2 separate regions of the Homo sapiens genome follow, and region 1 is linked to region 2. The links are chromatin loops, found by intact Hi-C in ENCODE. Cell type or tissue: Caco-2. All regions are shown on one strand. Links, peaks and the distances in the headings refer to the core of each region. The heading gives the core; the rest is flanking DNA. Region 1 overlaps LINC01428 (long intergenic non-protein coding RNA 1428). Region 2 has its middle 18 kb from the start of LINC01428.

The links. Hi-C counts contacts between places; a loop is a spot of excess contacts. Peaks named below come from ENCODE experiments on the same cell type or tissue, not always from the same donor. Only the 100,000 strongest peaks of a DNase experiment are listed, where the experiment ranks them.
Region 1: a loop joins it to region 2, with 3 times the contacts of the local background. A loop is called at or near these places in 7 of 110 quality-filtered maps.

What each region holds. Positions count from the first base shown.
Region 1 is chr20:7,169,685-7,174,093 of GRCh38, reverse strand. All of the region lies in intron 5 of LINC01428 (long intergenic non-protein coding RNA 1428), which reads left to right. Among named protein-coding and RNA genes, the nearest start is that of LINC01428, 82 kb to the left of the region's middle. In Caco-2, for the core only: no CTCF peak of the experiment used is centred there; a DNase peak (open chromatin) is centred at 2,034.
Region 2 is chr20:7,269,932-7,274,340 of GRCh38, reverse strand. No RefSeq gene overlaps it. Among named protein-coding and RNA genes, the nearest start is that of LINC01428, 18 kb to the right of the region's middle. In Caco-2, for the core only: a CTCF peak has its summit at 1,626 (motif pointing right); no DNase peak of the experiment used is centred there.

The sequences.
Region 1 (4,409 bases), core at 104-4,103, 100 kb after region 2:
TAAAATACGCAGTTTAAAAAAGACAAACAAGAAGTATATATGATTTCATATGTGTAAAGGCAATCCTAGAGAAAACTCAGAACAGGAAGTATTGAGGTGAGCTGAAGACAGAAGGAAAGAGCATTTTAACATTTCATTTTATAATGTTTTGTATGATTTTATATTTATGCATATATTTTCTTTTTCAAACAGATTTGACATATTTTTTAAAGAGAGTGAAAAGACTAGGGATCCATATATTAACAGTAGATATACCTGGTTTTAGGTAATTGGTGATTAAGGTAATTTTCTTCTTTTTTGCATTTCCCGATTTTTCTACATGAACATGTTTTTTTCATGAAGTATAAAGTTTGTTTTAAATTATTATTACTATTAATTCATTCTGAAAGAGTGAAGGGAAAGGAGACATTTATTGTCATCTATAAGCTAAAAATGTTAGTCTAAGCTCAGACTCCTTTTACATTACAGCCCAAGTTTCCGTATCAAAAACATATAGTCACAATTAAAGGAAATGGGAATATTCTCTCCAGTGTTATTACAGATAGGTAGCAGATATCTGATTAGCAGAGTTATTTGAAATTTAATCTGGAATTATAAAGTCTTTCTCTCCAACTTCTCAGTTTACAGTCCTTCTAATGCACTCTCTTATGTAAGCACACAAAGTTTTGGGAGCAGATAATGATTTTTTGGCACACAAACAGCAAATATTAACACAATAGGTTAGTACATAATCATATAATATGCATATATATCATAGCAAGAGAGAAAAAATATTTTAAGAGATGAAATAATCTATAATCTACTCAGCAGGTTATAAAGCAACTGGTTTTTGAGCTAGAAGTCTCATACAAGTTTTTTAATATATTAAAATATAGGGATTAATGAACAGTAGCTTTCACCTCTTACATAAAGGGTTTCAATTATGTTCTGGTGGGTCACCTTACTAATAACTTAATTTTTCTTCATTATTAGAAATATTTTAATAAAACTTATCTTAAGCATCTATTTTGTAAAATGACCTAATTGGAAACACTTATCAAACCTTTATAAATAGTTCAAAGAAAAAATTCAAAGAACATTAAAGATAAAATATTATCAGAAAAAGAGGAGGTAGAGAAGCTGAAAAAGATCATCTGTATCTTCTATATGTCTTTGGGTAAATTTCTAGTGAACAAGATTTGTTTTAGAAAATTTATTTTTTCAGAGATATAATAAATCAATTTGTAAGTTTATTTTTCTTGCAGCCCTGTGTTTTGTGGCTTTCTGGGTTATTAAATGTAGACAAGTCCTAGGTTACCATGTCACTGACAAGTAATCCTCCCTGGTTTTCTTTGCATCAATTGCTTTGTCTTAAAATTTATCTGGGTAGGTTTTGATGACTCTGAGTATTAACAATAACAACAACACTGTCCTCTGAAAAATTAGAAAGGCTGTTTGCATTAGTTCAGATTTCTCATTTCAGAAAAAAGAATATATTCCTGGGTATTATACAGTTTCTGACCCATGAACAGCATCGTTATTAGGGGAAACTGGAAGATGGCAGAATTATGGGCACTGGAAGTGTTGAAAACATGAGACAAATTCCAAATGAGTATACTTTAAAATGATGCCTGAAATAATTTAAATTATCCAACCTTTCAATTATTCACTCATATGTATGTTGAAAACTTGCATAATGCTCACTATGTACCAGGCACCCCTGAAGGTTCTAGTAGCACTGCAGTAAATAAACAAAATTTCTGGACTCAAGGAGCTTACATTCTTGTACATACTTTAAAAGACCAAAATCCAACCTGGAGTCACTACAAAAAACTGTGCTAAAATATACTGATGAGGATCTGAGGTTCTTCTTAGCTTCTGTTGGGAGGCTGGATTTGATCCCAGTATTTTCAGGTCATGAGCATGCAATTCTACTACTGTAAATAGATGAACTCCATGAAACCACAAAACCACCAACACGTAGATTTCTCCCACTTCTGTGACCTACCAGTAGGGCCAAATCTGATATTCACCCCACCCAAGCTGTGGCTGAATTTACTCTTGGATTCCAGGGAGGGGAAGGGCTGGTTTTCAACAGAGACAGGGCTCTAAGAATGTGTCCTTTCCCCAGTCCTCTGCCCACTCCCTTCCTTCTTCCCTCTCTGCACTTCATGCTAAAATCCCTGAATACCTCAGGCCCAGGAAGAGCCCTTTGTAAAAGGAATATCCCAGAAAAGTTTAATTAGAATGGTAAAAGTTATGGAGACACTGAGTGTAAAGAAGAAAAATCCTAACGATTTGAAACCTGCAACTTATGCACATATTTGCAGGGTAAACTATGGGAGAAAAAAACGCTTATAGTCTACAATTTTCTGAGTGCCAGGACAAGGGTCCATCAGTAGAGTTTACAAGGAGATAGATTGTGATTTTATGTAGGATTTTCTAAACGCTGGAGTCCCCTAAATTATAAAATGACCTGCCTTACATATTTGGATGTGTACAAAATGCTCAGTAGTCTGGTTGGATGTTATAAAACAAATTCCTGTATTAAGTTAGTCATACCAATGAATTAGTATTCATTGAATGAATTCTAAGAGATGAATTCTAAGAGATCCTGTCTGACATCCAAAGCTTCTGAGCCTCCATTCCCTTACCCATATGGTGATATCATGGGTCAGGGATACATTTTTTTTCCATGTAGACCCTATGGCCAGGGTTGTAGTATATAACCCTTTATAATAATTATATAATAATCGTATATAATAATTCTAGATATTATAATGTCAAAAAGTACATTTTGTGTAGATCACATAACACAGCTAGTAGGACCTTGGGCAGTATGCACTAATCAACTCGATTAGTAATTATTTCTTCAAACATTTAAATATTCCCATAATTTCAAGAAAATAAAATTTATACATGGACTTAAATATGTACAGGTCAGGTGTTGCCACCAAAATGAGGTTTTGTTTGTTGTTGTTGTTTTTCAAACACTACTCACACACAAAAAGTGGCCAAATTATGGGCATTGGTAGGTGGTTGTGAGATTTAAGTCACTTAAACTCTGGAGAGTGACATAGTAGGTGCTCTGTTACTGACCATTCACTGTCCTGTTTTTCACCGGGGTGGACCTCAGGTAAATCTTAAGATTTATCCTTGTGACATGGAGACTCAGCTTGAAACCACAGCTTTGTTAGTAGCTTTATGTTGTAAAGAATGTGTTAAACAGCAGCTAATTTTCTGATTTGGATACAGATGTACAGCACATACAATGTGCAGAGGTCACTGTTGGCACACACAGGCCACAGATGCCAATTCACAGCAACTCTTTTGACAGAAATGTTCTCAACCAAACAGAAGCTACCTTGACTAGGAGGCCAGCCTCCACCCCCATCCCGGGGGCTAGCCCACAGCTAACAATTCATGCAAAGGGTACAAAACTTGAGCCTCTTGCTTCAAATTGATACCATCTCTGTAGTGCTATTCAAGCTTCAAGACTACCCGTGGGATCAGGAGGAGAACCTGGACCCATCCATTTTTGCTTAATGTCTTTCCTGCCTTCTGCTTTTCTTACAGCTTTATAGCATTCACCAGAGAGCACTCCCTCAGTAAATCATGCGCACCTAATTCCAGTCTCAAGCTCTGTTCCTAGGGACTCTGACCTAAGACAAAAGTCAGTGTGATTTGTTTATGTTCTGTTCATACCCACACCGGTTTAATTGTAGAGATCCTTAAGCATTCACCTGTTGCACTAATATAGCATAATTCAATGAAAAGATGCTGGGCTCTGCAATCAGTTCAAATCTCTTAGCTACCCAGTGAATTATGGTACTCAATGTCCCCATTAAGGATAATGGTCTATGCACTGCAGGAGTGTTATAAATGGAAATAAAGTGCCTTAAAATAACTATCAAAGAATACACATAATAAGTGAAAATTCTATTCCTCCATAAGGATCACTGCTAGATTTTGGCACTCTGTAGGTTTGCAAATCATCATATTCTTTCCTGTCTACTGATGGAACATAGACGTGAAGTTTAATAAGGGGAGAACCACAACAGCATTTCTTAAAGATGCTTCCTCATAATTACATTGCCTCTGTTTGGGATGGAAGTATCTTCTCAATCTTGTGCTTGGAGCCATTTGCCCATGAGTCTGAACCTTCCAGCCTATAAATGTTCTATGGAATATATAAGAACTCTGGTGATTTTCTACTTTTATCTTAAAACCTTTGCCATGTACCTGAAAAGTGTTCTGTTCATTATAAAGGGAGGCTGACACACGCAGCCACACCACCTAAGGAGGGACACAGAAGCAGCTGTGTTTATTTGAGCTTTGCTCTGCCAGGTCTTAGAATCTCAGCTGGAAGAGCCTTAAGACAGAACTAACAACACTCACATGGCCTTATGTCAACTATACTCCATGGGAAC
Region 2 (4,409 bases), core at 99-4,098:
TTATTGCCTAAGAGAGGGAGAGAGTTAAAGAGAGATTGAGAGAGGAAGGATACAGAACCAAAAGTCTACACAGGAAATTAAGTGTGTGCTAAACATTAAATACATCTCATGCCGAACTATTGCTTAAAGCCACTTCAGCCATTAATGGGAACCTCGTTGCACAACTCCAAGCTGCCATTTATATAGACTCCTATGTAGATAGTCTGGTTGCTATCACATATAACTCATAGTTTCCTCTCCAGCCATACCATATCCAAACTTTGGAAACACAGCAATAGAAAACTACATGAAACATGAGATGTGGTCTTTCTTCTAACCTATATGAAAATAGATGGTTACCGAAAACAAAACAAAACAAAAAATCACGTTACTCCAAAATATTGACTTTCAAAAATATCCCTAATGCAAACCTGGAAATTGAAGAAGATGATCAGTAAGTGAGACAACCAAGAAATAATGATGATCAAACCAACTTTAAAGAAGCCTCAGCTAGGTGCAGTGGCTCAGGCCTATAATCCCAGCACTTTGGGAGGCTGAAGCAGGTAGATCACGAGGTCAGGAGTTCAAAACCAGCCTGGTCAATATGGTGAAACTCCATCTGTACTAAAAATACAAAAATTAGCCAGGCATGGTGGCACGCACCTGTAGTCCCAGCTACTCAGGAGGCTGAGGCAGAAGAATCCCTTGAACCCAGGAGGCGGAGGTTGCAGTGAGCCAAGATCATGCCACTGCACTCCAGCCTGGGCGACAGAGCAAGACTCTGTCTCAAAAAAAAAAAAAAAAAAAGAAGCCTCTTCCATCTATGGTGTTTGAGAGTCAATCCAAAGTTGGTTCGTCATGAAACTAATGAAGCTTAACCTTTAGGGCCCCTACTTGTGTAACCCCTTTCAAGGTTCCAAAGAGGGATCTAAAAATGAACTCAGAAGTTTATATGTACTTTTTAAAATTTTTCAAAAATAAGATATTTAATCAAAATTGATTTAGTATCACTTTCGTTTCAATTTTTTTTTACCCTTGTAGATAAGGAAGTTTTTCTCATTTATTTTTCTATTGTGTAATATTTAAGACATTCCAAAAATATGTAAAATGTATATTACGAAATACGCTAAATGAAGGGTTTTTTTTTTCACTTTTTTGTTTTAAGTAATGAAATCTACATGCTATAATTAATGCATGTAGGATCAAAGCATTTGACTTTTGGTCTTGTCTTTGCCCCGCTTTTTCCCCCTTTGGGAAACTTAATTAGTGTAAGTTTCAGTTGTTTTTTCTACAATAGCATCCTCAGCCCACTCTACTTCCTGGGAGATGTGAGGTGAAAAACAACAACAACAACAACAATGTAAGCTATCTTTGGCAGGGTAGAATATATATTTTTTTTATCCTATGCATTTTTTCTTCTTTAAACCTACTGGGAAAAGGTGTTTTTGTAAAATAGATATTCTACTCTAAGAAGCAGTCATATTAGCAAGAGAAAATTTATTGGCCTAGTAGATAATCCAATCTTCAGATTCTGAAAGGCTTGTTTCTATTTCCTTGGAGGATCATAAAGACACAATACTGGTCCTATAAAGTAGACTTAGGAAGAGTGATGCCCATGGCCATGACCTCACAATATTCCACCAGATGGAGCCAGAGATTGAGGAGATTACCGTAAAAACAGGCAAAAGAAAGACCACTACTCATCCAAGGATAATCCTATTTGGACTGAAACACAAGCTGGAGTTTAGTGGGAGTTCATGTTTACCAGTAGACTGTTTTACTTCTGGTTATGAATAATATTTGGACATTTTCCCATACATCACAAGGTAGAAATAAAGTCATGTACTACACAGATAATTGGGAAAGCATTTTCTAAACTACAAAGTATTCTACAAATATTGCTATTACTATTGTAATAGTCTGAGGGATAGTACTTAGTAGCACTGTTTCTGAAAAACAACAAACTTACAAAATAATTCTGTCATCATTTATTGGACATAAACCAAAAGAGATGAAGATTCAGAAAAGAATGATATAATTCTTATTTTTATAGAACTCACATTTCATGTGGCCTTATAAAACATGGCCATGTAACCCAAATAAATGAGGGCATGCCAAATGGCTCAGCCGCTTCTTAGGGTCTCATTTATAGAAACACAGAATGCTAGTCAAATGTAATTTAAATCTCCCTTATAGGATTGAGGATATACCTTTTATTGCTGACCAAAGGACTTATGAAAAAAACTCTAGCTTATCTTTTTCCACAATACTCTTAACCCTGAGAAGCTCTGGTGTTTCATTTTCTCAGCATTTCTCAACTCTCTTTGAATTTTCCCCTTGATACTCTTGATACTCATGAATAGCAGAGAGTGTGTGCTATTCATGCTGGGCCACTCTAGAATAGCCATAAATTTGAGTATTTATAAGCAATAACTTGAATCCACTCTTTAATGCATTTAGAAAGAAGCCCATAGCCTCATCTGAGATGTCTAGTTCTTTTCTCTCTAACTGCTTCCTCCACCCCAACCCCGAAATGATAACCACTAGAGAATTTCTAGTAAATACAATTATGATTTTATTAAACTGCTAAAAGGCTGGACTTGTATAATAAAGAACATTCATAAAATGAAACTGCTTTTACTACATTTTTGCCATTCTTCTTAGTGTCAGTACCATAAATGTTACCAATTAGTTCTTTATGAGATATTGATTGCAGATAGAAACTAGATAAGAATTCTGCCATGGAAGATGAAACTTTGAAAAGTTGTTGAACCAAAGGGCTACCAATGGATGATCCACACCTAGACGGAGACGCCCAGTAGATAACCTTTAGTAACTTTAAAGGCTTCTAAAGTGGCTTGGTAATGCTGTCTCCTCAACATTTAACAAAGAACAAAGTCACCATAAGATGTTTTATTAACTTCAAGTTTGGAGCAGGTAATTTCTAGGTTTCCCATCAAAGCTTCTTTTCTATGTCCAGTGAATGGAAAAATCCCTCAAATGGTTAAAGAATTGGCCTGGGATCTGGGTGTAGCTTAAATCATTTAGATTTGAAATGTGAGGATTATAAGGAGGCCAAATTCACCTATGGAGAAAACAAACATGACCTTTTTCTGACCTAAGTTTCTCTAACATGCCCCATGAATAAATGTGAAAGTCACTTCCTTTCTTGGATTGTGTTTTCCATGTTCCTTACTGATCCCTATGGAATATGGACCAAAGCACCTACAGCATCTCCACCACCAGTTTCTCAGCATCTCCTCTCTTTCTCAACAAGAAAGAATTTCAACATCCAAAACAGAATCCCTTTCAAACGGCGATTATCTTTACCTTCCTGTTATCTAGTAGTATGTTTATTGGTTATGAAATAGTGAGTAATAAAAAAGGGATTTTTAAAAATAGAATGAACCCAGATAGCGACAATCTATCCTGAACCGTCTGGCTTTCTCTTGAACAATATAAGTTACCTCAGCAAAATGACTGATACAGTGCTTTTCCTAGACAACTAAAATCATCAGTCTTGCTGTGCTGTGGCCATGGTGTTTTAGGTACCTGTATGGTTCAGGTTAATTTGTAATTGAAAAGCTTATCTGACGTATATACCAATCTTCTCTGTATTTCCTTTATCTCCAGTTCTACTACCTAAATTTCTGAAGTCTAAGATATAGACCAGAAGAAAAAGAAAAACTTAACTGTAGATAAAGATAGAGAAAAAACAAATAAATAAAATAAAGCAGCTAATAATCTCCTTTACGGGACATTAATTTATTTTTTTGTTTGTTTTTTATTTTTGTAGAAAATGAGCACACTTACACTTCTAGAAAGACTCTTTTTCCTTTCCTTTACCTATCTTCACTGTAGGAGAAATTTTTTATCCTCTTTTCAGAATAAAAAAGATATCTTTACCACTAAAAGTAAACTGCTTTTTTAAAAATCGTTTATCATGATTCTGTCATGAGAGTTTTGAACAGTTCAGTGCTTTAAAGGACTTCCCTAGTTTTGTAATAGATCAATGTGGCAAAAACTGAAATGCTTTAAAAAAGCAAAACTTGGATTGGAATAATTTAAAAGCACCATATTCTTTTATATCCTGTAGGAAATAATTTGGCATAAATTAAAACAGGCTGGAAACTGGCTTATGATCTACATTTATTTTGCCATCTTTTTCAAATATTTATATCTAATCTAAGTCTATTAGCTATACATGTATATAATCTCTGTATCTGTGGATTTACATACATCCACGTAGATATACATAAGTATACACATACATATATTTAATTTTAAAATCCTTATAAAAACAAGTTTTCTTTTTTCTAGAAATTTTCCTTGGGTTTGCTCATGACTTTCCAATCCAGAATTATGTAAATAAATTATATCATACAAGGCAATATGTTCAAGGAGTTACTACATTAAGTAAGCAAACGTCA